Regions from separate parts of the Homo sapiens genome. Here all the other regions are linked to region 1. Evidence: read pairs that join two places in POLR2A ChIA-PET (ENCODE). Cell type or tissue: OCI-LY7. All regions are shown on one strand. Links, peaks and the distances in the headings refer to the core of each region. The heading gives the core; the rest is flanking DNA.

Region 1 (10,788 bases), core at 2,629-7,628:
AATTGTCATTTTAATGCATGTTTTCTTGTATAAAAGTTTTCTCATGCAAGAGGGTTGATGTTATAACAGTAACTAAAAGGATATTAGGATACATGTTTTCTCATATCTTCAGTGATAAAGATACTTATTTCTCTAGACAAGTTGTAAAACTGTTAAACAAGATATTAGGCTGGGCATGGTGGCTTATGCCTGTAATCCCAGCAGTTTTGGAGGCTGAGGTGGGTGGAACACTTGAGGTCAGGAGTTCAAGACCAGCCTGATCAACATAGTGAAACCCCGTCTCTACTAAAAATTACAAAAAATTAGCCGGGCATGGTGGTGCATGCCTGTAGTCCCAGCTACTCGGGAGGCTGAGGCAGGAGAATTGCTTGAACCCAGGAGGCGGAGGTTTCAGTGAGCCGACATCACACCACTGCACTCCAGTCTGGAGATAGAACAAGACTCCGTCTCAAAAAAAAAAAAAGATAGATACAGTAGTATTGAGCAAAACTAACTAAATTGACTGGATTGCTTTTGTAATTGCAGATTGATGACATATCAGATCCATTTAGAGTGGAAAAAATATGTTGGCCATTTAAAAATAGTCATTGGAAGGCCTATGCACCTAAGAGAACCTCATGTATCTTCTGCTACTGAAGTCTAATATTACTAAATTCAAAAAGGCTTTAATGCATTATGACAAAGCATATGAAGAAAGCCTTAAGGTGAAGAAAGCCTTAATAGTCTACTGACTGTGGACAGTAAAACCCTTTATTATCTAGAACCCAGAGATTGAGTCTGCCTGCCATGTACACTGAAGCAAGACATCAAGACTTTGAAAGCTGGGTTGATAATCTCACAACTTAGAAGGGCCCCTCCAGACTCTTTAATTGTAAACCCATAGGAGATCTTAAAGCTAACCAGAAAGATTTCTCCTAAAAAGCAGATGGATATCTTTATGTAGATAGCTTTTTTAATAAGATCAAAAATCAAGACACATTTGCTATCATGATACTCTTAGTTAAGTTTGTTTATGGCTCTACAAACAATAGAAATTTAAAAAGCATCTTTTGTGTGCACTCATTGGGTATACTTATATGTAGAGAATTTTGCAGCCAACGTGTGAAAAAACATAACATCTTTTATAGGTAAAAAATGAAAGGCAGGCCAGGCACGGTGGCTAATGCCTGTAATCCCAACACTTTGGGAGGCTGAGGTGGGCAGATCATGAGGTCAGGAGTTTGAGACCAGCCTGACCAACATAGTGAAACCCCATCTCTACTAAAAATACAAAAATTAGTCAGCGTGGTGGTGCACTCCTGTAATCCCAGCTACTCGTGGGAGACTGGGGCACGAGAATCGCTTAAACCCGGGAGGTGGAAGTTGCAGTGAGCTGAAATCGCGCCACTACCCTCCAGGCTGGGCTACAGAGCGAGACTTCGTCTCAAAAAAATAGAAGAAAAAAAAAAAAAAACTGGAAGGCCAATATGGGTGAGAAATTTTAATGGGACATTTGTTGTCTCATCAGAAACAGAATGTGTGTCCACTGCTCTTAACCTATTTCACAAGTTAAAGAGAACTTATTCAAAATAGGTTAAAGAGCATTGCCAGGGTGCCATTACTTTTCTAAATGGGCATCCTTTGATAGGTCTTTTTTCCCCCTGGTTTAGAGTAAATGAGGCAATGGTTAGAAATGTATCCCCTATCATAGGGCTTTATAGCAGATTGCACTGTAAAGGCTATGGTTACACAATAGACTTTAAATTTTTTGCTAAAGTTGTGCTGAATCATATAATTTCTTTGGATTACTTACTGTATAAACAGAAGTGTCTGCAGTTGCTAATTCTTGTAGTTGCACATGGAGAAATACATTGGGTATTACAGAGATGCAGTTGTAGGGGATTAATGAACAGGCTGTTTGGTTAAAATAAGTAGACTATAGCTAATTATTTGATCTATGTAATGTTAGTTGGTGGTTCATGAGGACCCTGGTTAAAAAGCACGCTTCAAACTCTTCGTATTATCCTCCTGGTAGTCAAAATAGTAGTCTCCCTGCTGCATTGTATTCTCAAAAGTTAGAAATGTTTTCATGCAATCACCTGTAGAATATAAAATTGTCTCTCACTAACTGGAATGACAGAAACTCAAAGACATATGTAACTATGATGAAACCATAACCTAGGAATGACATAAGAACAAAGACCCTAAATAATGGAAACAGTGGTACTAAGGCCCTGAGTTTTGGTTACACTGTGCACTGTTGAAAATTTTTTGAACAAAATTATTAGAGGCCATCATTCTGGACTGAGCTTGTGCACTAGGTCCAAACAGACAAAATCAAACTGAAAATTTAAGGAAATAGGTAGATTCTGTAGGTTTTGTTTTTCTTCTGTAAACAGCAGATCTTAACACAAGGGGTTTCCCTCTACTCAAACCTTTAAAAATAATAATAAAATAATAACCTGAATTTCTTGATTCCACTTTACAAAACCCATAGTTCTGCTATTTCACAGTGGAATCTGAGACTAAGTACATTTTTGATGGTGACAGTGTTATCAATGTCTAAAGTTTTGGTCTATCAAAATTTAGAAGATGACCAAAAAAGGAGAAATTGTTTAATTATACCCTAAATCTACCCCCTTTCATGTTTAAGTTTGGTCAATAAGTTTTTTTGTTGTTTTGTTTTGTTTACATAGTAAACTGAAACCTAACTGAATGTGTAAATAGACTGTACTCATTTTTGTACCAACAACTGTGTTTTGGCCAATAAAAGGATGTCAAATGTTCAAACCATGTTTAAATAAGGAAAATCCCAAGCTGTAATCAATCTAGCTGTTCCTGTATTTCACTTCTATTTTCTGATGTCACCTTGCTTCTTCTGTCCATAAATCTTTCACCATCATGTTGCTGTGCTGGAGTATTTCAGAGCCTACTTTGGATCCACAGGCTACTCAATTTGCAAATCCCTCTTTGCCCAATAAAACTCTGTTAAATTTAGTTTATCTAAAGTTGTTTTTCTTTTTCTTTTCTTTTTTTTTTTTTTTTTTTGAGACGGAGTCTCGCTTTGTCACCCAGGCTGGAGTGCAGTGGAGCGATCTCGGCTCACTGCAAGCTCCGCCTCCCGGGTTCTCGCCATTCTCCTGCCTCAGCCTCCCCAGTAGTTGGGAATACAGGCGCCCGCCATCACACCCGGCTAATTTTTTTATTTTTATTTATTTTTATTTTTATTTTATTTATTTTTATTTATTTTTATTTTTAGTAGAGACGGAGTTTCACCGTGTTAGCCAGGATGGTCTCGATCTCCTGACTTCATGATCCGCCCGCCTCGGCCTCCCAAGTGCTGGGATTACAGGCGTGAGCCACCATGCCCGGCCCTAAAGTTGTTTTTCTTTTAGAAGTTTTCAAATGTATTCTCTGATCAAAAATGAATAATCTGTTGTTGGGCTTTGATTTTCTAAACTCATCCCTCAGCTATTTTTCCAAATTATTCTATGTCCTTTCAAAATGTTTCTGCAATTTTTTTGAGATGGGGTCTCATTCTATCACCCAGGCTGGAGTGTAGTGGTGTAATCAATTATGGCTTACTGCGGCTTTTACCTTCCATACTCAAGCCATCCTCCTGCCCTAGTCACAGAGTACCTCGGACTACAGGCATGCAACATCATGCTTGGCTAATTTTTTTTCATGAAGACAGGATTTTACTATGTCGCCCACGCTGTGTTTGAACTGCTGAGCTCAAGTTATTCTCCCATCTCAGCCTCACAAAGTGCTAAGATTACAGGTGTGAACCACCATGTGCTTCTGCAATTTCTTGACAGGATTATTTCCAATAATAAACAGTACTATGTGGGCACAAATCTAAAAAAAAAAAAAACTGTCTTCTTTTGCAGAAGTGTCACTCTCCAGAATTTCAAGGGTCTGTGGCAGTTACTCTAGTAATATAGTTTGATCTATGGAGGTGCCTGAGCTTTGGAGTCAGAATTTATCCTGAGGTTCAGCCCAGCCAATTAGTAGCTTTGGGTCTTTGGACAAGTTTCTTCATGTGAAAGAGTTGTATAAACCACATATGCAAAAAAGGCAGAATGATACTAATTGCAGAAATTGCAGCAATTTTTCATCCCTCCTATATCCTTTGCCACGTGCTTTTTTACAGCCGTTCCCATTGAGATATGGAATCTGTTTTCCAGACCCTAGATACGGCTGACCTTATTTCCTCAGGTCAGTAGAAACCTGTGAACATGACCGTGTGCCAGTTTGGGGCCTAGGCTCAAATGGTCTTGAATGCTTCTGCTTTTCTTTCAGAATGCTGCCCTCTCCATGAACAAAGCACATGTTAGCCAGCTGGAGGATAACATAACATGGTGGGTGGGGAAGAGAAGCAAAGTGCCTCTGTTGACAGAAGCAGAAGCTCACCCCCAGAAGCAGAAGCTTACCCCCAGAAGCACAGCTTCCTAGTCAAGAAGCAGTTGTTGATACATGTCTGAAGGAGCTCAGCTGGGACCAGAAGAATGGCCCCAGTGAGCCCAGCCTAAATGGCTGACCATCTCAATTATTACCTAATAAGTTTTGGATGGTTGGTTATGCTGCAATAGCTAACTAATACATGCACCCAGTGCAGATAGGTGCCATGATTTAATGACAGGTTGATTACTAGTTACCTTCTAACAGTGGGCTCCATAAAGGTACTAATATTTTCCCCTGATTTAAAGTTAGATGTGTTGTAAGATAATGTTGAGTAACGCTGCAATACATGTAGATATGTATGCATGTGATTGGTCCTTAGTCCCCGCACGCACAGGAGAAAACGTAAAACTACATCCTGACACTTAGGGCCAAGGCCAAATAGCAAAATAATTTTGCCTTTAATCTGTTTTCTTCATATCTAACATTGGAGGTCCAGACTGTGGACAGATCTGAAGACATAGAGTTTTCTTCCCCTGTGGCCCCATCATCCTTTGTTCAGTGTCTGATCTCTGGAAGAAAGGTGGTCACCAGATAGTGATCTACCTGTGGTTATTCTGCTTTTTCTTTTCTTTTCTTTTCTTTTCTTTCTTTCTTTCCTTTCTTTCCTTATTTCTTTTCTTTCTCTCTTTTCTTTCTTTCTTTTTCTCTCTCTCTTTCTCTCCTCCTCCCTTCCTCCTTTCCTTCCTTCCTTTCATCTCACTCTGTCACCAGGCTGGAGTTCAGTGGTACGATCTCGGCTCATTGCAACCTCCACCTCCTGGGTTCAAGCGATTCCCCTGCCTTAGCCTCCCGAGTAGCTGGGATTACAGGCGCGCGCCACTACTCCCAGCTACTTTTTTTTTTTTTTTTTTTTGTATTTTTAGTAGAGACGGGGTTTCACTTGTTGGCCAGGCTGGTCTCAAACTCCTGACCTCAGATGATCCACCCGCCTCGGCCCCCCAAAGTGCTGGGATTACAGGCGTGAGCCACCGCGCCCGGTCTATGTTCTTTTGATTTGTGAATATTCATATAGCGTATTATTTATAAATACATATGATCTTACACAAAAGGTTAAAGTCAGTACCCTCTGGGGTGGGCCTGTCTCAGTTCAGGGAGGAAGTCCTGCCCGAAAAGGCTGCAGCCTACGCTGTCACTCTTCATTCAGTCCAGCATCTGATCACATCTGTCACTCAGGGCCTGAGGGGGCGGGGCCTTAAACGTTATCCAATCGGGGACACTGGGCGGGGGGCCGTCCAATCAGGCCCGCAGCTGGAGCAGACAGGGCGGCTTCCGGGATTTGGCGCGGCCTTTGTTTCTCGCTGCCGCCGAAGCTCCAATTTTCGTCTGTCTGCTTTGTGTCCTCTGCACGTAGAAGCCCAGCCTGTGTGGCCCTGCGACCTGCGGGTATTGGGAGATCCACAGCTAAGACGCCAGGGCCCCCTGGAAGCCTAGAAATGGTGAGAGTGCCGGTCCGACATCCCGAGAGAGGGAACGGGGCTGGTTGGAACCGGTGGGAAGCGGCTGTGGCGGGACCCAGGCCTCCCCGCAGTCAGCTTCACAATCTGCGCCCAGAGTTCTTGCCCAGCTCGGCCTCAGTCCCCTTCAGCCATACGATGGCGGCCGCGCTGACAGCCGGGGCCCCGGCGTCCTGTCTCTTCCCTGCACTGTGACTGTGCCCTGCCCTGGAGCCCTCTCTGGGCAGCTCTGCACCCGCAGCGCTGCGTCTCTCCCAGATTATGCAGGAACCAGAGAGGATCGTCAGAGGAGAATCCTGACTCGGGCTGCGGGTTCATGAATGGGAAGAGCTTTGGTCTGTGGCGTTCCCAATTCCTCTTTCCTTCTGTTAAAAATTTATGGGAGTCATCACCAAAATATTAAAGAATTTAATTAAAGAATGATTCTAAAATTGTAGAGCACCCAGTTATGGGGTGTAGCTTGTTATCCATGGGACGGGCTTGAAGGAAAGACTTTCATAAGATGCATGATGCAAAAACCCAAATTCAGTAATCGGTTAGGTACAGTTACATAGTTTCTAAATTTGCACCTTGAGCGTACAAATTTTCTGGTTATGTAATCAGAGCTTAATAGGCAGTTTATAGTTTGTTACGCCTAAATTTTGTTTTCCTTAATGTAGTAATTTACAAAAAAATACATTTGAGTTACATTTTTTTTTAAAGTAGGAATCCAGGCATCGCAGCCACGTACCTCGAATTGCCTGTCACTTAACTATTTTCACACTCCACAGGAGACTGATCTTCTGCATTTTTTTTTCATGTTTCTCAAACGGGGTCTCAAGTCTACCCCTCAACCCCCATTCCTCCAGCCTAACTCTGTCTTGCAGTAAAATACTAAATTTCCAGTTTCTTCTGATTATCCCAAATGCCAACTTTCCCTCTCTAATTCACATTATTATCTGTTTGTCCTTTAGGGTACATTTTTGATACTGTATTTTAATTATTTTTTTACAAACCATTGGGTGGGACATTTAAAAAGATTTGTTTTCTGTTTGTAAATATCGCCCATGAAAATAAACCAAAACTAATTCCCTGACACTGTATTGTAAAAAAATCTCTGTGCCTCTTTTTCTTTTGTCTCCCCTAGGCACAGAGATCTTGTGAAAGTGTTTTGGGGTCAAGTTTGTTTTTTGTTTTTTTTTTTTGTTTTTTTAATTTTTATGGGATGATGTATTCTCAGCCACCCTTTAGTTTTTTCCTGGTCCTGGTTTTCAGTACTGGCTGTGAATAAACCAGGGTACACACCATGGCTATGTCTGCTAGAGTGTTTGATGATTATTAGCTTCTGGGTCATTTTCTCTCACAGGACAACAAGAGGTATGAAGTGTAGTCTCTCAAGAGAGCAGGTGGATGCCCTGGGGCTAAGAGGAATCTCCTGGTGTCTTTGAAAAGCTAACCACTTCAGACATTAACATTGTCTTCACCCAACCTAGCTTCCCTTTCTTAGAGACACATTGCGGGTCAGCCAATCTTATGCGGGTATTGAGGGAAAAACAGAAGTGATTTCTGCCCCTCGGATTCTCTGAGATTCATGGAAAAAATAGTATCCAAATGGCAGATTTTACCTATTCTTTTATTTGGTAGCATTCTACAACCAAATGTTGTAGATAATGGGTGAGTTACAAGATTTATGAAATCATCGGTTGTTATTTTTGCAGGGTAAATTTGTGACAGTGAATATCTCTGTTCTCTATCCTGTTATCTTAATTTCTGAGTTTAATGCTAAATTTTATAAAAAGAAAAAGAATCATCTGCAAACAGAGATTGTTTTAATTTCCTCTCTTCCTGTTTGGATGTGTTTTATTTCTTTCTCTTGCCTGAATGCTCTGGCCAGGACTTCCAATTTTATGTTGAATAGTGGGGGTGAGAGAAGGCATTCTTGCTCCAGTTTTCAAGAAGGAATGTTTCCAGCTTGTGTCCATTCAGTATGTTGGCTGTGGGTTTGTCATAGATAACTCATTATTTTGAACTATTTGCCTTCAATGCCAAGTTTGTTGAGGGTGTTAAACATGAAGGATATTAACTTTTATTGAAAACTTTTTCTGTATCGAAATAATTTTGTGGTTTTTATCTGTAGTTTGTTTATCTGATTAATCAAACATATTGATTTGTGTATGTTGAACAAACCTTGCATCCCAGGGATACAACCTACTTGATCATAGTGGATTAGCTTTTTAATGTGCTGCTGGATTTGGTTTGCTAGTATTTTGTTGAAGATTTTTACATCAGTGTTCATCAAGGATATTAGCCTGAAGTTTCCTTTTTTTGTTTTATCTCTGCCAGATTTTGGTATTAGAATGATGCTGTTGCCAGGAGCAGTGGCTCACGCCATCTCAGCACTTTGGGAGGCTGAGGTGGGTGGATCAGGAGGTCAAGAGATGGAGATGATCTTGGCCAACATGGTGAAACCCTGTCTCTACTAAAAATACAAAAAGTAGCTGGGTGTGGTGGTGCACACCTGTAATCCCAGCTGCTCGGGAGGCTGAGGTAGGAGAATCACTTGAACCTAGGAGGCAGAGGTTGCAGTGAGCCAAGATCGCGCCACTGCACTCCAGCCTGGCGACAGAATGAGACTCCGTCTCAAAAATAAATAAATAAATAAATAAAAAGAATGATGCTGCTTTTATATAATGAGTTGGGGAGGAGTCCCTTCTTCTCAATTTTTTAAAATAGTTTTGTAAGATATAATACTTGTTTTTCTTTGTACATTTGTTAGAATTCAGCTGTGAATCTGTCTGGTCCTGGACTCACTTTCTTTCTTTTTTTTTTTTTTTTTTCTCAGGCAGAGCCTCGCTCTGTTGCCCAGGCTGAAATGCAGTGGTGGGATTTCGGCTCACTGCAACCTCCACCTCCCAGGTTCAAGCAGTTCTCCTGCCTCAGCCTCCCAAGTAGCCAGGACTACAGGCGGGTGCCACCATGACCGGCTAATTTTTGTATTTGTAGTAGAGACAGTATTTCACCATGTTGGCCAGGCTGGTCTCGAACTCCTAACCTCAGGTGATCCTCCCACCTCGGCTTCCCAAAGTGCTGGGATTACAGGCATGAGCCAGCACAACTGGCTGGTCCTGGGCTTTCTTTTGGTTGGTAGGCTGTTTACTACTATTTCAATTTTGGAGCTTGTTATTGGTCTATTCACTGATTCATTTTGTTGTTTTTGTTCAGTTATGGGAAGATGGATTTTTCCAGAAATTTATCCATTTTTTTTTTTTAGATTTTCTAGTTTTCACAGAGAAGTTTGTAGTAGACTTCAGTACTTATTCATATTTTTGTGGGGTCAGTGGTAATGTCGCTTTTGTCATTTCTAATTGTGTTTATTTGGTTCTTCTTTTTTCACTAATCTTATTAGTGGTTTATTAATCTTATTAACTTTGTTATAAGATAATAAGATAAGTGGTTATTATCTTATTAAATTTTTCAAAAGATTTAACTCAATAGATTTCTTATTTGTATGACTTTTCATGTCTAAATCTCCATCAGTTCAGATCTTCTTGTCTTCTGCTAGCTTAGGAGTTGGTTTTCTCTTGCTTCTTTCATTCTTTTATTTATGATGTTAGGTTGTTATATTGACCTCTTTCTAACTTTCTGATGTGAGCATCAAAAAGTGCTATACATTTCCCTCTTACCACTGTCTTAGCCATGTTGCAGAGATTCTAGTATGTTGTATCTTTGTTCCCATTTGTTTCAAAAAACTGCTTAATTTCTACCTTAATTTCATTATTTATTCAAAAGTCATTCACATGCAGATTCTTTAATTTCCATGTAATTGTATAATTTCAAGTAGTTTTCTTTGTGTTGAATTATATATTTATCAAGCTGTGGCCTAAGAATGTGTTTGGTATGATTTGGGTATTATTAAATTTGCTGATAATTGTTTTATTTCTGATTGTGTGGTCAGTTTTAGAGTATTTGACACGTGGTGGTGAGAAGAGTGTATACTGTGTAGATTTCAGATGGAGAGTGTTGTAGATGTCTATTAGGACTATTTGGTCAAGCATTTAGTTCTGATATCTTTGTTAATTTTCTGCCTCAGTGATCTGTCTAATAGTGTCCATGGGGTGTTGTAGGAGTCAGAATCTAAATCTCTTCATAGTTCTCTAAGAACTTTGTGTGTGTGTGTGTGTGTATGACAGAGTCTTGCTCTGTTGCCCAGGCTAGAGTGTAGTGGCACGATCTCGGCTCACTGCAACCTCCGCCTCCCAGGTTCAAGAGATTCTCCTGCTGCTTCAGCCTCCTGAGTAGCTGGGATTACAGGAGTGTGCCACCATGCCTGGCTAATTTTTGTATTTTCAGTAGAGACCAGGTTTCACCATGTTGGTCAGGCTGGTCTTGAACTCCTGACCTCGTGATCCACCTGCCTCAGCCTCCCAAAGTGCTGAGATTACAGGCGTGAGCTGCCATGCCCAGCAGAACTTGTTTTATTCATGTGCGTGCATGGATTTTTAATAACATATTTTTTCTGTCTGCTTTTTTTCATAAACATTCTTTCAAGTGCATACCGTATGCCCAAGGCTACAGCTTAGATGTCTGCATCCAGTGTCTACTGAAGTTCAGATGTCCAGTGTTCAAGAACATGTCCAGAGACTTGGCTGTTGTAGAAAAAAGTATAAATTAAAGATAAGAGGCTTTATTCTCTTACGTGAAAGTAAGGGAGGATATTTTGTTCATCTCTCTTTTTTTAAAACATTTAGATTACACGTAGATAGTTTTCTCTGCTTTTTAGAAATATATGTAAATCATAGTAACAGCTATATAAACCTTTTGTTATTCTTTCTGACTCAGAATTGTCTTCATCTAGGACCTCAGAACCATTGCTTTGTTTTTGCTTTGGCAAAGGTTTTTTTTTGTTTTTGTT
Region 2 (10,788 bases), core at 1,896-6,895, 51 kb before region 1:
TAGAAAGAAGAGTTGAGTCACACCAGCTAGGTACTGGGCTCAGCAATATGTCACATTAGTTTTTGTGAGAAGGAACTAGGCAGGAGAAGAAAGTCACATCACCTGGGTGATGAGCAAAGAGATATGTGACAATGACTCCTATAGGCAGAACCCAAACAAATTAGTTACATCACCTAGGTTTTGGACCCAGCAACATGTCACAATGGCCCATGTTGGCAGAGCACAGGCAAGAGAGTCACATAACTTGTAGGGGACAGCAGCGATATGTCACAATGCTCACTGTGGACAGTACCAAGGCAGAAAACAGAACTTCCATCATCTGGGTGCTAGGCCCAGTGATATGTCACAATGTCCCATGTGAAAGCACAGAAGCAAGAGAATACAGTCACATCACCTAGTTTCTGGTCCAGCGATATGTCACAATTTCATCTGTGGGCTAAATCCAGGCAGGAGAGTAAACTATACAGAGGCATATGGCACAATCACCCTTGCGTATACAGAGGCATATGGCACAATCGTGCTTGCAGGAAGGTCCACAGATGAGATCAACAATTCTGTACATATCCTGCTTCTGTGGGCACCAGGAAGACAGGAGAGGAGACTCACATTACCTGGGAGCAAGGCTCTGAGATATGTTACAATGTCCTTTTTGGGTAGCACCAAAGCAGGAGAATAGAGTTACGTCACCTAGGTGCTGGGTCCAGCAGTGTGGCACAATCCTATCTGTAGGCTGTGCTGGTGCTAAAGAGTCACATTACTCAGGTGCAAGGCAGAGGTGTATGTCAAAATCACACCTGCAGGAAGGACAGGGGATGAGATGAACAATACTGTACATATCCCGATTCTAGGTATGAGAGTCAACACCTCCTGTATGTTGGTTCTAAGTACACTAGTCACAGTCTCTGAAATGAACTGAATCAGTGCATGAGAAACTCAGTCCCTCTTACCACTGTGCCTCCTTAGTGGAATCACAGCCTCACAGGTGGGTCAAATTTTAGTCTGAAAGTCACCAACTTACCTTTGAACTGGATCCACATATGAGAGTAAATTTTCCACCTTGCAACTGCATCTGTGTGAGATTCAGAACCTCAACAGTAGGCTGTGTTCATGTGAGAAGATGACAACATTTACTGTCGGCTGGGTGTACATATGAGTGTCAAAATCTCAACTGTACTTTGGGCCCAGTTAGAACATGCTCTGTACCAGCCAAGTGTTTTATAAGGTATGCATAAGAGTCACAGTCCTTTGTGACTGGGAGACATTCGTGCTGGTTTGGACTCATGATTGTGCCTGTGGCTCTATGCCCAGTTATAAGAGTTAACTTCTCTGCAATGGCTCAGTCCAGATATAAGAGTTGTCCCCTGCCTATAAGCTTGGCTTACTAAGGAGTCACCACCTCTGCTGTTGCCTGATGTTCACATACGACAGTCACAATTTCAACTCTGCACTGCATCCACCTGTAAGATTTAAGACCTCACCAGTGGGCTCTGTCCATGGATGAGAGTGACAATCTTTTTTATTTTTATTTTTATTTTTATTTTTATTTTTGAGACAGAGTCTTGCTGCGTCACCCAGGCTGGAGTGCAGTGGCAAGACCTTGGCTCACTGCAAACTCCACCTCCCAGGTTCAGCCAATTCTCCTGCTTCAGCCTCCGGAGTAGCTGGGATTACAGGTGCTCACCACCACGCCCAGGTAATTTTTGTATTTTAGTAGAGACACGGTTTCACCATGTTGGCCAGGCTGGTCTTGAACTCGTGACCTCAAGTGATCCACCCACCTCGGCCTCCCAAAGTGATGGGATTACAGGCATGAGCCACCACCCCGGCCGACGGTCTTAACAATTGGCAAAGCGTGCATACAAAAAACACAATTGCACCTGTTTGCTGGGCCCTGTTATGACACTATATTACCCGAGGGTTTATACAATATGTGAGAGAGTGTAATTTTCTCTGACCATCCTAAAGAGGAGAGCCAGGATTTTATCCATTTTCCTAAGCCTAGCTATGAGAAACAGCATCTCTTCTATTGGCTAGTTTGAGGCATGAGAGTCAACATCGCACCTATGATCTAAACAAAGATATATGTCACAGTCTCACGTGTGGATAGGGCATGCACAGGAGAGTTACGTCATCTGGGTGCTGGGCCAGGGATATGTCACAATCTTCCCTGAGAACAGGAATCAGGCAGAAGTGTTATCACCTGGGTGGTTGGTCAGAGATACGTTACAATTTCCTCCTGAAAGCAGGGCACACTCAGTAGAGTCACATCATTTGGGTTCTAGGCCCAGTGATATGTCACAATGCTCCCTGTGAGCAAAGCTCAGGCAGGAGAAACACATCACCTGATTTCTGGGCCAAAAGATATGTCACAATCTCTCCTATGAGCAAAGCCTTGGTATAAAAAAAGAGTCACATCAAACAGTTGATGCTCCCAAAGATATGCCACAATGTTCTCTGTTATCAGGGTTCATACAAACAACCCATGTCACCTTGTTGCTGGGCCCAGCAATATGTCACAATGCCTTTTGAGGTCCAGGCCAAGACAAAACAGTAATGTCACATTGTTGTTAAGCTCCACAAGATGTCTTAATATCTCTCGCAAGCAGAACTTATGAAGAGTCACATTTGTTTGGCACTGGGACAAGTGAGATGTCAAAATTCCCCATGTGAGCAGGGACCAGGTAGGAAATGAGAGTCACATCATCTGGGTGACGGGTGAAGAGATATGTCATGATGTTCTAGAACCTAGGCAGTAGAATTACATTACCAGGTGTTGGACCCAGCAATATGTCACAATTGCTTATGTGGTCGGGGCACAGGCATGACAGTCATATAACCTGGGTGTAGGCCCAGAGATATGTCACAATGCCCCCTATGGGCAGTGCCAAGGCAGGAGAGGAGACTCACATCACCTAAGTGCAGGGCCCAGCGATATGTCACAATGTCCTCTGCAAGCAGCACCAATGCATAAGAATAGAGTCATATCTCAGATCTGGGTTCAGCAATATTCACTATCCCATCTGTGGGCTGGTCCCAGGGAAGAGAGTCAGATTACTCAGGTGCTGGGGAGAGGAAAATGTCACAGTTAAATCTGCAGGAAGGTCCAGGGATGATACTAGCAATCCCATACATGTCATGATTTTAGGTATAGGAGGTTAACCCCTTCTATATGTTGTGTCTAAGAACAGGAGTTATAATCTCAACGGTGGACTAAAATTGTGCCTGAGCGCCTCAACTCCTCCTGTGGACTTTGTCTAATTAGTGAAGTCACAGCCTCATAGGTGTGCTGAATCTTGCTCTGAGTGTCATCAACTCACCTGTGGACTGGATCCACATCTGAGAGTCAAGTTTCCGACCTTTGACTGCCTATGGGTGTGAGATTCAGAACCTCAAAAGTGAGCTGTGTTCCTTTTTTTTTTTTTTTTTTTGAGACGGAGTCTCGCTCTGTAGCCCAGGCTGGAGTGCAGTGGCACGATCTCGGCTCACTGCAACCTCCGCCACCCGGGTTCATGCCATTCTCCTGCCTCAGCCTCCCGAGCAGCTGGGACTACAGGCGTCCACCACCATGCCCAGCTAATTTTTTGTATTTTTAGTAGAGACGGGGTTTCACTGTGTTAGCCAGGATGGTCTCAATCTCCTGACCTCGTGATCCACCCACCTCGGCCTCCCAAAGTCCTGGGATTACAGGCGTGAGCCACCGCATCCGGCCAAAAGTGAGCTGTGTTCATTTGAGAAAATGATGATGTATACTGTTGGGAGGGTGTGCATACAACTATCACAATCTCCTGTGTTCTGGGCCTTGTTAATACCCTCTTTAAAATACCCCAAAGCTTTATACACTATGAATGAGAATGACAATTAACTCTGAGATCATGTTTGTAAACACCCATGACCATACCTGTGGCCCTAAGCCCAGATATGAGTGCCATCTCTCCTATTGGCTGGGTCCAGACAGTAGAGTCCTCATCTGCTTATGTTCTGGGTTTAGAAATGTGTCACCATTCCAACTGTAGCTGGAGGCTCACATATGACAGCCACAATTCCAAGTGTGGACTGTGTTTGCATGGGAAATTCAAGACCTCGGCAATGGGCTCTTTCCATGTGTGACGGTGATAATCCTAATGGTTGGTGAGGTGCACATATGAGAAACACAATTTCATCTGTTTGCCGTGCCCTGTGATGACACTTTCTGTAACACCTGAAGGCATTATATGATAGGTAGGTGGGTGGCAATCCTTTATAACCTTCATACAAAGAGGAGACCCAGAATGTCGTCCATTTTTCTAAGTCGAGCTATGACAGTATTTCTTCTAATAGCTCATTTGACGTATGAGAGTCATCATTGCACTTGTAAGCTGACTACAGTATATGTCACAATTTTACCTGTAGGTAGGGAGCTAGCAGGAGAGTCACATCACCTGGATTTCAGCCAAGGTATCTCACAATCTTCCCTGAGGGAGGGAGCCAAGCAGGAGTGTCACATCACCTGGGTGCTCAGCCAGGGATATGTTACAATTCTCTCCTGAAAGCACAGCACAGGCAACAGACTCACATCACCTGGGTGCTGAGCTCAGCACTATGTTACAATGCTCCCTGGGGACAAGACAGAGGCAGAAGAGCCACATCACCTGGTGTCTGCTTCCAGGGATATGTCACAATCTTTCCTGTGCAGGCCAGGGTACCGGCAAATATGAAATGTCACACATTCTAGGTCATGGATGCAGATATATGTCACAAGGTCCCTGTGGGCAGAGCCCAGGCAGGAGCATGCAATCTCATAGGTTTTGGACCTAGTAACGTTTTACAATATCCAAAATATGCGAAGCCCAGGCAAAACAAGAGAGTCACATCACCTAGGTGCTGGGTTCAGTGATTTGCCACAATTCCCCCTTTTGGCAGGGTCTAGTCAAAAGAGGAGAATTATATCACCTGGGTGATGAATGAAAAGATATGTTATAACATCTCTGTAAGCAGGGCCCATGCAGGAGATTCACATCACCAAGGTGTTAGAAACAATCACATGTCACAATACGCAATGTACAGGAGGAACCAGGCAGGAGAGGAGAGTCACATCCCCTAGGTGTTGGACCCAGCAATATATTACAATCCCTTCTTGGGAAAAGCCCAGGAAGTAGAGGAAAGTCACATTACCTGGGTACTAGGCCCAGTGATATGTCTCAATGTCCTCTGTGAAAAGCACTAAGGCAAGAGAAGACTCACATCACCTAAATGCTGGGTCCAGCAATGTGGCACAATCCCATCTGTACACTGGGCCCAGGCAGAAGAGTCAAATCACTCAGGTGCTGGGCAGAGGTGTATGTCACAATCACATCTGCATGAAGGTCAAGGTATGAGATTAACAATTTAACACATTTTCTAGATCTAGGTATGACATATAACACCTCCTGGATGTTGGGTCTAAGAACATGAGTCACAATCTCAATGATGGTCTGGATCTGTGTGAGAACCTCAATCCCTCCTGCAAACTGTGTCCCCTTAGTGGAGTCACAGACTCACAGGTGTGCTGGATCCTGGTCTGAGAGACACCTCCCTTATGAAAGATAGTTACACATGTGATTTGATTTTTCAAGTATGTCTGCCTCTGGGTGAGATTCAGAATCTCAACAGTGAGCTGTGTTTATGTGGAAGGATGACAGTCTTTACTCTTGGCAGGCTATGCATATGAGTGTCACAACCTCCCCTGTGTGCTGAGTTCTGTTAGGACATTCTTTGTACCTCTTGACAACTTTACACAGTATGTGAGAGAGTGTTAATTCTTTATGATCTTCATACAAAGAGGAGACCCAAGACATTACTCATTTTCCTAATCCTGGCTATGAGAGACAGTATGTCTGCTATTGGTTACTTTGAGGTATGAGAGTCATCATTGCACCTGTAAGCTGGGCCAAGATATGCATCACAATCCCACCAGTGAAGAGGGACTGAGCAGTAGAGTCACATCACCTGGGTTTGGGGGCAGTGATATGTCACAAACTTCTCTGAGGGCAGAGACCAGGCAGCAGTGTCACATCATCTGGGTGCTGGGCCCAGTGATATGTTAAAATGTTCTTTGTGGTCAAGGCCCAAGCAGGAAAAACACATCACCTGATTGCTGAGACCAATGATTTGTCACAGCCCTCCCAGTGGTCAGGGTGCAGGCAGAAGAGGGGAGTTAAATCTCCTAGATTACGGATGCAGAGATATGTCACAAGGTCCCCTATGTGCTGGGCCCAGGCAGGAGCGTTCCATCCCATGGCTGTTGAACTCAGTGAAATGTCACTATACCCAAAAGGTGCCAGGAACAGGGAAAATAAAAGGGTCACATCACCTAGGTGATGAAAAAGATATGTCGTAATACTGTGGGCAGTTCCCATGTCATAAAGTCACATCACCTTGGTGTTGAATCCAGGCATATGTCACAATACACAAAGCATGCAGGCCTTAAGCAGAAGAGGAGAGTCACATCACCTAGGCGGTGGGCCCAGCAATACATCACAATTCCTGCTTGGACAAAGCCCAATCCATAGAGGAGAGTCACATCACCTATGTACTGGGCTCAGCAATATGTCACACTGTCCTTTGTGGGGAGGGCCCATGCAAGAGAGTCACATCACCTAAATGATGGGCTCAAAAATATGTCAAAATGCCCTCTGTGGGTAGGGCTCAGAAAAAAAAGAAAATCGCATAACCCAGGGGCTGGGTCCAGCTATATGTAATAAACACCCTAGTCGGCAGGGCCCATGCATGAGAGAAGAGTCACATCACCTAGGTGCTGGGTTCAGTGCACCATACTGAGACCTTGTCTCTACTAAAGTAACAATACTTTTTTGGCATGGCCCAGGCAGAAGAGGAGTGTCACATCACCTAGGTGATTAATAGAAAAATATTTTATAATACCTCTATGGGCAGGGCCCATGCAGGAGAGTTGTGTTATCCAGGTGTTGAAGCCAGTGACATGTCTCAATACACAACGTATGTAGGTCCCAGGCTGGAGAGGAGAGTCACCTCATCTAGGTTCTTGACAGAGTGATATGACACAATCCCTTTTTGGGTAGAGACCAAACAGTAGAGAATAGTCACATCACCTAGATGCTGGGCTCATCAATATGTTACAATACCCCGAGAAGAGGGTCCAAACAAAAGAGTTATATCATCTAATTGAGGGTCTCAGAGATATGACACAATGCCCCCTGTGGGTAGGGCTCAGGAAGAAGTGTGCAGTCACATAACCTTGAGGCTGGGCCCAGCTACATGTCAAAATCACCCCAGTGGGCAAGGCCCAGGCATAAGGACAGAGTCACTTCATGTAAGTTCTGGGCCAAGCAATATGTCACATTCCCCACTGTGGACAGGTCCCAGGAAAAAGAGAGTCATATAATCTCAGTGATCAGCCAAGATATATGTTACAGTGACTTCTGTGAGCCGGAATAAGAGTCATATTACCTGTGTGCTGAACTCATCAATAAGTCACTCTCTCTTCGGTGGGCAAGCCCCAGGCAGGAGAGGGGAGACATCACCTCGGTGCTGGGCCCAAAGTTATGTCACAATCTCTTTTTGGGCAACATCTAAGAGAGGAGAGACACATAATATAGTCAAAGGGCCCAGAGATATGTCACAATGCACCTTGTAGGCAGGGTCCAGGCAGGAGACTCACATCACATTGGTGCTGGGCCCAGCAATATACCACCATGCCTTCTGAGGGCAGTGCCAAGGCAAAAGAGTAATGTCACCTGGCCGGGTGCGGTGGCTCACACCTGTAAACCCAGCGCTTTGGTAGGCTGAGAGGGGCTGGATCACCTAAGTTCGGGTGTTCGAGACCAGCCTGACCAACATGCAGAAACGTCATCTTTACTAAAAATACAAAAACAAACAAACCAACAAACCAACACAATATCACCTTAGTATTAGGCTCACTGACATGTCACAATATCCCCTGCAAGCAGAACCTAGGACAAGGAGGAGAGACATGTTAGCTAGGTGTGCACCCAGTGATATGTCACAATCTCTTCTGTGATCGGGGCCAGGCAGGAGAGAGAGCCGCATTACCTGTGTGATGGGTGCAGGTATATGACACAATGTCCTCTGTAGGCAGGGCCTAGGCAGTAGAGTTATATCACCTGGGTGTTGGACCCAGCAATATGTCACAATGACCCACATGCACAGGGCACAGGCAGGAGAGTCACATAACGTATGTGTGGGACCCAGCGATATGACACAATGCCCCCCGTGGAAGAACCAAGGCAGGAGAGAAGATTCACACCACCTGGGTACAAGACCCAGTGATGTCACAATGTCCCCTGTGTGCAGTGCCAAGGCAGTAGAATAATCACATCACCTCAGTGTTGGGTCCAGTGATATGTCACAATCTCTTCTGTGGGCTGGGCCAGGGCTGGAGCACCAACTCACTCTGGTGCTGGGTAAAGTCATATGTCATAATCACACTGTCAGGAATGTTCAGCGGTGAGATTATGCATCTGGAGTGGGAAGAAGCAACACATCAAAAATATGACCAGACCATCCACGGCGGCTCATGCCTGTAATCCCAGCACATTGGGAGGCTAAGGTGGGAGGATACGTGGAGCCCAGGAGTTCAAGACTACCCTGGGGGCTATATGGCGAGACATCTTTATTAAAAAATGATAATTAAAGTTTAAAAAGTAATATATATAACCACAGCCTGGACAACATACTGAGACCATGTCTCTACTAAAAAAAATAGATAGATAGATAGATAGATAGATAGATGATAGATAGATAGGTAGATAGATAGAGCCAGGCACGGTGGCTCACGCCTGTAATTCCAGCACTTTGGGGGCCAAGGCCTCACTCAAAAAGAAAAAAAAAAGAAGAAAAAAGAAATCTAAAACAACAGCAACTTCAGTGTGCAGGAAGGAGCAAGAGAAAGACAAAAGAAACAGAAAAAGAAAGAAATAAATAAAAATAAAACAGCGGCCAGGCGCGGTGGCTCACGCCTGTAATCTCAGCACTTCGGGAGGCCAACGCGGGCTGATCACCTGAGGTCGGGAGTTCGACACCAGCCTGACCAACATGGAGAAACCTCGTCTCTGCTAAAAATACAAAATTAGCCAAGTGTGGTGGCACATGCCTGTAATCCCAGCTACTCGGGAGGCTGAGGCCCGAGAACCGCTTGAACCCAAAAGGCGGAGGTTGCAGTGAGCCGAGATCGCGACTTTGCACTCCAGCCTGGGTAACAAGAGCAAAACTCCGTCTCAACAAGCAAACAAACAAAAAACAGCAACTCAATGTACTGTGGAAACAAACTTGAAGTGGGGCTAGGAAAACAAAAAAAAGAAAACAAAAACAGAAAGATCCCCTGAGCCTCAGCTACTCGGAGGCCGAAAAGAAAGGATTGCCTGGGTGAGCCCGGGAAGGTGGAGGTCGCAGTGAGCAGTAATCGCACCCTCTACTGGATCTTAGCGGTTCTGCAGCCGAGGAGAGCCATCTGGTCCGTCTTAAATATTTCAAGCTGGTGGCCAAGTCCTACACTCTTGGCCGACATCTGGTGGACCCGGCGGCCGGACTGAGAAGCCAGCAGGTAGAGGCCCAGCGGATCCACCCTACAGGCCAAGGGTGGCGCTCGCGGCCTGAAGCTGTTTTTCTGGCATCTAAGTCGCCAACCTTCCTTCCCACCGCGCCCCCAACCCCCATCTGCTGATCGATGTGGGCGGTGGAAAGAGGAGCAAGGGCTCAAGCGCAGGGACTGCCCCCCCGGTGACCATCCCACCCGCGGGGTGGGAGAGGGCAGGGACCCAGACTGCCACCCCCGGGCCCTCACAGCCATACCTGGGATGGGGCCTGCCGGGCCACACCCCCGGACACCTGCAACTGAACCATCCATACCATGCTTCCCCAGCCCTATCCCAGCCGGTGGATCGAGCTGCCACCACCCCCACTCCCAGGAATGAGGGGAGGAGCCAGGAACCAGAGGGGTGGGAGGCCAAGCAGGGGAGCCCCCCAACCCAAGGCACCCACCACGCAGCACGCCGTCCCTTTCGGCGCTCGGAAAGCCCTCGGGCGAACCCCTCCCGAGCCCACCCCTCCCGGGACCTCAGAAGATGGCTCAGGACGGCCCCTGACTCTCCATGGGGACTTGGGAATAAACTCGGCAGGCGCCTCAGACAGTCGGGACCAGCGTGGGCGTCCCTGGCCCCCTGCGTCAGGCCTGGTGGGTCCTGCGGGTCGGGCCTCGGCAGTTGCAGTGCGCTTGGGATCAGCCGGGGCAGCCCCACACTCGGCTCGGGCTGGGAGCGCGGGGACAGCCTCCCAAGCCACAGCCCTGCGCGCCCGACCTCCGACTCACAAGGGACGCGCCAGAGCTCTGGTCCCATTGAGACAGTTCAGCTGAAGGCTGCGGGCCTTCCCGAGCTCCGCCCAGCTCACAGCGGGGACGGTCCCTCCCTCGGCAGCTGCCGCTGGAGCTCCGGAGGACAAGAGAACTTAGAGAGGTGGCCTCAGTGGAGCCCGACAACCAGCGCGAACGTCAACAAGACAGATCGAGATGGCAAGGGCAGCTCGTGGGCGAAATGGATCCACCCGACCCCAGAAATGATCCCCGATACGTGGCTCTGCATAGACCACGACAGAGTCCAGTCAAAGACAACCCGTGGGTGTGGGTGTTTGCAGATGCTTGGAGATGCATCTCAGCGGGAGAAAGAATGACCAGGACTCGGTAGTGGGTGGTTTAGGACACAGGGAGATACAGAATGAGGAGACTGTCCCAGAATCCACACAAAGACGGACAGACGACGAACGGAAGGAAGGAAATAA
Region 3 (10,788 bases), core at 3,085-8,084, 81 kb after region 1:
CACACACACACACACACACACAAAGGATAAACCTTTAGGACATTATGTTAAGTGAATTATGCCAGGAACAAAATAACAAAGAGCATATAATTTGATTTACATGAGATATCTTCAGTAGTCAAATTAATAAAAATTGAAAGTAGAATGGTGCTTGTCAACAACTGGGGTAGGGGGTAAAAGGGGAAGTTCTTGCTTAATGGGTTTGAATTTTGAGTTTTACTTTTGCAAAATGTAAAAGTTCTAAAGGTCTTTTGCATAACTTTTTTTTTTTTTTGATACTGAGTCTTGCTATGTCGCCCAGGCTGGAGTGCAGTAGCATGATATCGGCTCACTGCAACCTCCACCTCCCGGGTTCAAGCAATTCTCCTGCCTCAGCCTCCTGAGTAGCGGAAATTACAGGCACCTGCCACCATGCCTGGCTAATTTTTTTATTGCATAACAATTTTAATACACTTAATACTACTAAACTATAAACTTCATGGTCAAATATATGTAATAACATTTTAAAAAGCATAATTATTAAAAGTATACAATTTTTAATTAAATAGGATTGACTTTGCATCTTCTTTGCTTTATGATTATGTAAAAGTTTTACTTCCATTATCATGCCAATTTTCTACCTTCTCTTTCTTTTTTTTTTTTTGTTTTTTTGAGATGGAGTCTCACTCTGTCCCCCAGGCTGAAGTGCAGAGGCATGATCTCAGCTCACTGGAAACTTTGCCTCCCGGGTTCAAGCAATTCTCCTGCCTCAGCCTCCAAGTAGTTGGGACTACAGGCACGTGCCACCATGCCCGGCTAATTTTTGTATTTTTAGTAAAGACGGGGTTTCACCATATTGGCCAGGCTGGTCTCGAGCTCCTGACCTTGTGATCCATCCTCCTAGGCCTCCCAAAGTGCCACCAATCCCGGCCATTCTACCTTCTCTTTCTAATCCTACTGAGATTTTCTTAACTCTTTTCTATTCTTGCATAATTAATAAATTCAATGCATTTCTCTGAGATTTATTGTAACAATGAAATTTTTACTTTTACTTTTTTTTTTTCTTGAGACGGAGTCTCGCTCTGTCGCCCAGGCTGGAGTGCAGTGGTGCAATCTCGGCTCACTGCAAGCTCCGCCTCCCGGGTTCACGCCATTCTCCTGCCTCAGCCTCCCGAGTAGCTGGGACCACAGGTGCCCGCCACCACGCCCGGCTAATTTTTTGTATTTTTAGTAGAGATGGGGTTTCCATGTTAGCCAGGATGGTCTCGATCTCCTGACCTCGTGATCCACCCGCCTTGGCCTCCCAAAGTGCTGGGATTACAGGTGTGAGCCACGGCGCCCAGCTAAGATTTGTTTCTTGTTCATAGAATTGTTACACAGATTAACTGCATTTTTACTAGTTTTTGTCTTTATTCCAAAATCCAGGCTGGTGAAGCGGCTTCTCTCTACATTTTACTGATTTTCATGGCTTAGAGAAAAGAAGCAGTTGGCCGGGCGCAGACGCTCACGCCTGCAATCCCAGCATTTTGGGAGGCTGAGGAGGGCAGATCCCGAGGTCAGGAGTTCAAGACCAGCCTGGCCAACATGGTGAAACACCATCTCTAGTAAAGATACAAAAAATTAGCCGAGCATGGTGGCGTGTGCCTGTAGTCCCAGCTACTTGGAAGGCTGAGGCATGAGAATTGCTTGAACCTGGGAGGTGGAGGTTGCAGTGAGGTGAGATGGCACCACTGCACTCCAGCCTGGGTGACAGGGTGAGACTCCATCTCAAAAAAATAAATAAATAAATAAAAAGAAGCGGTCAACCACACATTGACTCTTAAAATTTATGCTCAGAAGGGACACACCTTACTTTAGTCTATTTTCACTGGCCAAATAAAGTTAAATAGCCAAGTCTGATGTCTATGGGGTAAGAAAATATAATTCTCTTGGGAGGGTCATCAAATATCAGGAAACAATAATACAACTTACCACAAAACCTTCCTACTCAGCTGAATATTAAATTATAATATAGTCATTCATAAACAAAGGAACTTTGCATTTAATACTATTTATTAGTAATAATATTTAATATCTATTGTTTGCTTATTTTCTGCTAGAATCAATGATATGCATTTTATTTTTTTAATTTTTTTAGATAGGGTCTCACTCTTTTATCCAGGCTGGAGGGCAGTGGTGTAATCACAGCTCATGGCAGTCTCAATCTCTTGCTGAAATGATCCTCCCACCTCAGCTTCCTAGGTAGCTGAGATTACAGGCATGCACCACTGCACCTGGCTAATTTGTTTCATTTTTTTTTTTTGGACAGATGGGGTGTAGCTATGTTGCCCAGGATGCTATCCAACTCCTTTGCTCCAGCAGTCTACCTGTCTTGGCCTATCAGTGCTGGCATAGGCTGCTGTGCCCAGCCAATGATAAGTGGGTTTTTTTTTGTTTGTTTTTGTTTTGTTTTGTGTTGTTTTGAGACGGAGTCTCGCTCTGTGGCCCAGGCTGGAGTGCAGTGGCATGATCTTGGCTCACTGCAACCTCTGCCTCCCGGGTTCAAGTGATTCTTCTGCCTCAGACTCCCGAGTAGCTGGGACTACAGGTGCCCGTCACCACACCTGGCTAATTTTTGTATTTTTAGTAGAGACCAGGTTTCACCATATTGGCCAGGCTGGTCTCGAACTCCTGACCTCCAGTGATCTGCCTGCCTCGGCCTCCCAAAGTGCTGGGATTACAGGCATGAGCCACTACACCTGGCCCATCATAAGTATTTTATATGTGCTATTTCATTTAAATGTAAGAGGCTGGTATATAATTATCCCTATTTTAAAGATGAAGCTAGTAAAATGTAGTGAAGTTTTGAGTTGCATAAATAATGAAGTAGAGCTGCCTCTAATCCTTAGTAAATTGCCATACGCACACTAATAGTAACAATGTGTCAGTTTATAAATGCGCATGAAGTTGTACCCAAAGCTACTGATATTTTTCTTTACTAATTTGGATTATCCTTGGAGCTGCCATGAATAAAATATCCATCTAGAGCCCACAAGAGAGCAGCACATCTGAGAACAAACATGAAAACAATGAAGCAGCCACTTTTAGTGAGCTCAGCAGAACCATGGGTTCAAACTCTACTGACCATACTTATAAACCATCCAGGGCTCCAGGACAACTAAAACTGTGGCTTCTAATAATGGAGAACCACCTATGACATTTAAGGTGTGACTTTTTAAAACTGAAAAGAACAAATATGATTACTGCTAACGTTTTTATTCTGTTTATTTGACTTTGAGGATGAATGAGTAGATGTAAGAGAGGGCAATGATATGTCTTAATAGTCTTCTGAAGTAATAAATAATTTGATTTGGTCTGTCAGAAGTCTATTGGCTACTACCAAACAAACCACAGTTATCCCGCGTTCAAGCGATTCTCCTGCCTCAGCCTCCTAAGTAGCTGGGACTACAGGCGCCTGGCTAATTTTTTGTATTTTTAGTGGAGACGGGGTTTCACCATGTTGTCCAGGATTGTCTTGATCACCTGACCTCATGATCCGCCTGCCTCGGCTGGCGTGAGCCACCGCGCCTGGTTGGCTGGAGTGCAGTGGCGCGATCTCAGCTCACTGCAACCTGCGCCTCCTGCGTTCAAGCGATTCTCCTGCCTCAGCCTCCCGAGTAGTTGGGATTACAGGTGCGCAACGCCACGCACAGATACTTTTTTTTTGTATTTTTAGTAGAGACGGGGTTTCACCATGATGGCCGGGATGGTCTCGATCACTTGACCTCGTGATCCGCCTGCCTCGGCCTCCCAAAGTGCTGGGATCACATGTGAGCCACCGTGCCTAGCCCAACAGCATCATTTTTATCTAAAGCTGTAGTTCAGCAAATGCTATAAGGTGAATAATTAAATATTATTTACTACAGACCCAAGCAGTCTACTATGATTTTATTACCCTTTAATACAAATTTATTTCTTGAATTAAATAATTATTTCTCTATTTTAGTTGTATTTTCTTTGTGTCTGTTGCTAAGTTTTGCTGAAATACTACCATTTTACTTAAACTTGCCCCACAGTTTTTTATTTGTTTAAAAAACTTCAAAAAAAATATTGTAAACATGACAGCTTGCATTGGTAGTCCCAGCTACTCAGGAGGCTGAGGAAGGATAATTTCTTGAACCCGGGCAGTGGAGGTTTCAGTGAGCTGAGATGTCGCCATTGCACTCCAGCCTGGGCAGCAAGAGTGAAACTCCATCTCAAACTAAAAAAAAAAAAAAAAAAAAAGAAAAAGAAAAATGTAGAATTCAATATGCTAAAACAACTTTTTTATATCAAATATATACATCATATTGATGGTTGTCTGATACGAATATTAAGTGTTCTGTATTAGATTTTGCAAAATATATAATTTTTTTGCACGAGTCATGAGCAAAAGCCCAACTATTCAAATGGCCATAAAAAATGATTTTTTTGAAAAATAATATATGATTTTAAAAAGTTTGGGCCGGGCGTGGTACCTCGCACCTGTAATCTCAGCACTTTTAGAGGCCGAGATGAGCCGATCACCTGAGGTCAGGAGTTCAAGACCGGCCTGGCCAACATGGTGAAGCCCTGTCTCTACTAAAAATAGAAAAATTAGCCAGGCGCTGTAGCATGTGCCTGTAATTGCAACTACTCGGGAGGCTGAGGCAGCAGAGTTGCTTGAACCCAGGAGGTGGAGGTTGCAGTGATCCAAGGTCGTACCACTGCACTCCAGCCTGGGCAACAGAGAGAGACTCCATCTCAAAAAATAAATAAATAAATAAATAAATAAATAAATAAATAATAAAGAGCAAAACACCATCTCAAAAAAAGAAAATTACCATTCTCTGCTCTTTTTTTTTGGTTCGTTTTTTGGGTTTGTTTGTTTGTTTTGAGACAGAATCTCTCTCTGTTACTCAGGCTGGAGTGCAGTGGCACAATCTCAGCTCACTGCAACCTCCACCTCCCGGGTTCAAGCAATTCTCCTGCCTCGGCCTCCCGAGTAGCTGGGATTACAGCCATGTGCCACGACACCTGGCTAATTTTTGTATTTTTAGTAGAGACAGGGTTTCACCATGTTGGCCAGGCTGGCCTCGAACTTCTGACCTTGTGATCCACCCACCTCGGCCTCCCAAAGTGCTGGGATTACAGGCGTGAGCCACCACGCCTGGCCAACGGTTTTCTTTTTTACAGATGAGGGTTTGCTACATTGCCTAGGCTGTTCTCAAAGTCATTGGCTCAAGCAATGAGGCTCCTGCCTCAGCCTCCCAAAATGCTCGCTGTAATATTTAATAATACTTATATGAGTCAAGTGTGCTGGCTCATGCCTGTAATCTCAACACTTTGGAGGCTGAGGGGAAAAAATAGTTTGAGTTCAGGAGATTAAGACGAGTCTTGGCAACATCGTGAAACCTCATCTCGACTACAAATAAAAAAATAGTAAGTGGACATGGTGATACATACTACAGTACTAGCTACTTGAGAGGCTTATGTGGAAAGACCCCTTGAGCCCTGGAGATCGAGGTTGCAGTGAGCTATAATCACACCACTGCACTCCAGCCTGGGCAACAGAGTGAGACTCTATCTCAAAAATACTTATAGACAGAATGCATTTATATAATTTTGTTATTCACTGTATTGGATTAACTTATAAACAAAAAATATAATACAGTCAAAGGCGGAATCATCCCTTTCTAGTCTTTCTTTTGCCTTTCATGTTAGCTCCTCACTCCCAAAGCAACCCAGCCTGTAGGGCTAGATGTTGCCATGCTGCCAACTGTTTACATTCTTACTCTGATACCACATTAGCTTTTCTGAGCATATCTCTCAGAGAAGAATTTTGCTTTATATTTGTGTATGTAAGAGACTATAAGGTTGGCTTTCTTACTACTTCTTTTTCAATGATTAAAAACAAATCCTGGGGCCGGGCGCGGTGGCTCACGCTTGTAATCCCAGCACTTTGGGAGGCCGAGGCAGGCGGATCACGAGGTCAGGAGATCGAGACCACGGTGAAACCCCGTCTCTACTAAAAATACAAAAAATTAGCCGGGCGTGGTGGCGGGCGCCTGTAGTCCCAGCTACTCGGGAGGCTGAGGCAGGAGAATGGCGTGAACCCGGGAGGCGGAGCTTGCAGTGAGCCAAGATCACGCCACTGCACTCCAGCCTGGGTGACAGAACGAGACTCCGTCTCAAAAAAAATAAAAATAAAATAAAATAAAAAAACAAAAAAAAAAACAAATCCTGGGCCAGACGCAGTGGCTCACGGCTGTAATCCCGGTACTTTGGGAGGCCGAGGTGAGTGGATCACCCGAGATCAGGAGGTCAAGACCAGCCTTGCCAACATGGTAAAACCCCGTCTCTACTAAAAATACAAAAATTAGCCAGGCGTGGTTGGTGGCCGGCACCTGTAATCCCAGCTACTTGGCAGGAGAATTGGTTGAACCCGGGAGGAGGAGGTTGCAGTGAGCCCAGATCGCACCATTGTGCTCCAGACTAGGTGACAAGAGTGAGACTCTGTTTCACAAACAAACACACAAACAAACAAACACACAAAATCTTGGCTGCTGGCAACCAGGCACAGCCAAGTAAGGTGAGGGCAGAAAGCAGATACTTGCAATCCATGGTGCATCAGCTTTTTTAACATATTTTTTCTCCCCAACTACATAGAAAATATCCTAAGTGATCTCATGCATCTTTGAATCCAAACATCTCATTTTTTGCCTTATCCATATTACAAACGTATTCACAATTTATAATGCATAATCAATCTATTGGAAAATATTCAAAACAAATGCATTCTCTTCATGGAACCAAGTAGTACACCTGAATTAAAATTTGTATTGAGAATTATTAGTATAATAATTTTTTAAAAAATTATTAAGTACTTTTAGATGTTTAGCACTTGGAAAATATTATAAAAACCCTCTCAAAATTAACCTGGGACTCCAAAAGACATGTATGGTCCAAACAGTTCTTTTCTTCACAACACCGAGGAATGGCATACAAGGCTGTCTCCAAGAGGTCACATCTCTTCCAGACCTTAACGAACCTTAAAAATAATTTTTCATGTGCAGTGACTAGCAAGAAATCAAAGATGACAAAGCTCACAATAAATAAGACAGTGTGAAATACACCAGAAAAAAAATAACTGAAGCAAATTTGCAAAGACATCTAATATTAGAATTATCAGATACGAAAATATTAAAAACAACTACGCCTACCATATTACAAGAAGATAAAGTATTGGCAGGAAAAAAAATATTAAAAGTTTTAAAAATAACTAAGTTGTGGCTGGGCGCGGTGGCTCACATCTGTAATTCCAGCACTTCGGTAGGCTGAGGTGGATCACCTGAGATCAGGGGTTCAAAACCAGCCTGGCCAACATGATAAAACCTCATCTCAGGCCGGGCATGGTGGCTCACGCCTGTAATCCCAGCACTTTGGGAGGCCAAGGCAGGCGGATCACGAGGTCAGGAGATCGAGACCATCCTAGCTAACACGGTGAAACCCCGTCTCTACTAAAAATACAAAAAAAAATTAGCCGGGCGTGGTGGCGGGTGCCTGTAGTCCCAGCTATTTGGGAAACTGAAGCAGGAGAATTGCTTGAACCTGGGAGGCAGAGGTTGCAGTGAGCCAAGATTGCGCCACTGCACTCCAGCCTGGGGAACAAGTGTGAAACTCCATCTCAAATAAAATAAAATGACCAAGTTGTAGAATGAATAATACAATAACTAAAATGAAAAACTCGCTAGTCACATTTGAACTTATGTGCACAAGACAGAACCAGTAAACTAGATGCTAGATCAGAAGAAATTAACACATAGGCAACAAATGTCAGTCTCAGAAAACTTTTCTGGTAAGTTTTCCAGACATTCAAAATTTAAAACTGAAAAGCATAATGTTGATATTATTTAGCCTCTTCCAAAAAATAGAGTAAGTAAAAAACCCTGCATAACTTAATTCCTGAGTTAATACCAAAGCTTGACAGAAACAAAATGAGAGCAACTATAGACAATCTCATTAAGACAAATAGAAAAAAATGTTAAAGCAATTGCTAACAAACTAAATTTTGCTCTGTAAAAAATAAATAAAACCATAAGTAAGTTTGGTACAGTATAAGTTGAAATTGTAAAATCTACATGTCTATATATAATAGGCACAGAAAAAGAGTTTGGTAAAAACTTTTTAGCAAACTAGAAATAAAAGAAAATTTCATTTTATTTTCTAAATATACAAGGTATCTAAAATAAACTACAGCAAATGTAAATGTACAACTATTGAAAGCTTGTCTTTTGATGTCATAAACATGATAATGATGCTGCTGTCGACGTTTTTATTAAACATTGCATGTATGGCTCCAGCCAACAAAATAAAATGAGAAATTAGTATTACAATTATATTGGCAAAGCAGAACTAGTCAATAAACTAGTACCTAAACAACTGTTCTACCTAGGTAGATTGCATCTCTGCAAAGCAACTCACACAAAAATTGTTCACATAGATCGAGGATTTAAAACTTTTGGGAGAAAATAGAGGATAACATTGTTTTTATTAAAGGAGGAGACCACCCCTCATATTGTCTTATGCCCAATTTCTGCCTCCAAAGAAAGAAGAAGTAAAAACTAAAAGGCAGAAATGAAATCCACAGGCAGACAGCCCGGCGCCATGCCCTGGGCCTGGTTAAAGATTGACCCCTGACCTAACCGGTTATGTTATCTATAGATTCCAGACATTGTATGGAAAAGCATTGTGAAAATCCCTGTCCTGTTCTGTTCCGTTCTGATTACCGGTGCATGCAGCCCCCAGTCATGTACCCCCTGCTTGCTCAATCGATCAGGACCCCCTCACGTGGACCCCCTTAGAGTTGTAAGCCCTTAAAAGCGACAGGAATTGCTCACTCAGGGAGCTCGGTTTTTGGAGACGTGAGTCTTGCTGAAGCTCCTGGCCAAATAAAGCCCTTCCTTCTTTAACTCGGTGTCTGAGGGGTTTTGTCTGCGGCTTGTCCTGCTACATTATAACTGTGGGGTAAAAAGACTTATTAAACATATAGAAATAGTGCATAGGCTGGGCACAGTTGCTGATGCCTGTAATATCAGCACTTTGTGAGCTCCAGGTGGGTGGATTACTTCTGGTCAGAAGTTCAAGACCAGCCAGGCCAAAATGGTGAAACCCCATCTCTACTAAAAACACAAAAATTAGCGAAGTGTGGTGGCACATGTCTGTAGTCTCAGTTACTACTCAGAAGGCTGAGGCATGAGCATCACTTGAAGCAGGAAAGCAGAGGTTGCAGTGAGCTGAGATTGTGCCATTGCACTCCACCCTGAGCGACAGAGTGAGACTTCGTCTCAAAAAAAAAAAAAGCATGAAAATATGTATAAATTAGACTATATCAATTTTAAGAATGTTTAATTATCAAAATCTTATAAAAACATGTTTTAGTAAAAATAGTGGAAAAAGCACATAGTGGAAAATGTTTTAAAAACACCTATTACAGGCTGGGCCCAGTGGCTCACACCTGTAATCCCAGCACTTTGGGAGGCCGAGGCGGGTGGATCACCTGAGGTCAGGAGTTCAAGACCAGCCTGGCCAATATAGTGAAACCCCATCTCTACTAAAAATACAAAAACTTAGCAGGCGTGGTAGTGGGAGTCTGTAGTCCCAGCTACTCGGGAGGTTGAGGCAGGAGAATCGCTTGAACCCAGGAAGCGGAGGTTGCAGTGAGCCAAGATCGTGCCACTGCACTCCAGCCTGAGCGACAGAGCGAGCCTCCATCTAAAAAAAAAACAAAACAAACATGTTAAAAATATCAGCATTTAGAAAATATATATTACAGAATATGTGTGCATAAACAAGGAAATGACAAACATTTAAAATAGGACAGATGGCAAATCTTAAAACAAGAACTTATAAAAATTGCTAACTCTATTAGTAAGCATGGAAATGCTAATTGAAACTACAAATGATACACTTTCTTTTTTTTTTTTTTTTTTTGAGACGGAGTCTTGTTCTGTCTCCCAGGCTGGAGTGCAGTGGCGTGATCTCGGCTCACTACAACCTCTGCCTCCTGGGTTCATGCCTTTCTCCTGCCTCAGCCTCCCGAGTAGCTGGACTACAGGCGCCGGCCACCATGTCTGGCTAATTTTTTTTTTTTTTTTTTTTTTTTTTTTTTGAGACGGAGTCTCGCTCTGTCACCCAGGCTGGAGTGCAATGGCGCAATCTCGGCTCACTGCAAGCTCCGCCTCCCGGGTTCACGCCATTCTCCTGCCTCAGCCTCCCGAGTAGCTGGGACTACAGGCGCCCGCCACCACGCCCGGCTAATTTTTTGTATTTTTAGTAGAGATGGGGTTTCACCGTGTTAGCTAGGATGGTCTCGATTTCCTGACCTCGTGATCTGCCCCCCTCGGCCTCCCAAAGTACTGGGATTACAGGCGTGAGCCACTGCGCCCGGCCAAATTTTTTATATTTTTAGTAGAGACGGGGGTTTCACCATGTTAGCCAGGATGGTCTCGATCTCCTGACCTCGTGATCCGCCCACCTCGGCCTCCCAAAGTGCTGAGATTACAGGCTTGAGCCACCGCGCCCGGCAGATACACCTTTCTAATTTACCATTTTGTCAAATAATTATGTCTAGTAGTTTTAAGAGTTGATAAAAATGTGAAGTAATTCAAATATCCACTGGCAATAGACGTGGTTTATAAATTGATGTATGTTTGCATTATGCAACAGTAAAAATACAGAACTAAAGGCCGGGCACGGTGGCTCACTCCTGTAATCCCAGCACTTTGGGAGACCAAGGCAGGCAGATCACGA

Evidence for each region. ChIA-PET counts read pairs that join two places held together with the same protein. Peaks named below come from ENCODE experiments on the same cell type or tissue, not always from the same donor. Only the 100,000 strongest peaks of a DNase experiment are listed, where the experiment ranks them.
Region 2: POLR2A ChIA-PET joins it to region 1 with 5 read pairs; 6 of 35 experiments call an interaction of 5 or more read pairs at or near these places.
Region 3: POLR2A ChIA-PET joins it to region 1 with 5 read pairs; 2 of 35 experiments call an interaction of 5 or more read pairs at or near these places.

Annotation. Positions count from the first base shown.
Region 1 is chr19:23,111,298-23,122,085 of GRCh38, forward strand. It overlaps ZNF730 (zinc finger protein 730), which reads left to right and starts at 5,728. Exons shown (of 4, transcript NM_001277403.2): 1 at 5,728-5,879. The coding sequence starts at 5,877. In OCI-LY7, for the core only: no CTCF peak of the experiment used is centred there; DNase peaks (open chromatin) are centred at 5,674 and 7,304; H3K4me3 peaks cover 2,317 bases; H3K27ac peaks cover 1,446 bases.
Region 2 is chr19:23,061,000-23,071,787 of GRCh38, forward strand. It overlaps LINC01858 (long intergenic non-protein coding RNA 1858), which reads right to left and starts at 266. Exons shown (of 8, transcript NR_110745.1): 1 at 174-266. In OCI-LY7, for the core only: no CTCF peak of the experiment used is centred there; no DNase peak of the experiment used is centred there.
Region 3 is chr19:23,191,707-23,202,494 of GRCh38, forward strand. No RefSeq gene overlaps it. Among named protein-coding and RNA genes, the nearest start is that of ZNF724, 53 kb to the right of the region's middle. In OCI-LY7, for the core only: no CTCF peak of the experiment used is centred there; no DNase peak of the experiment used is centred there.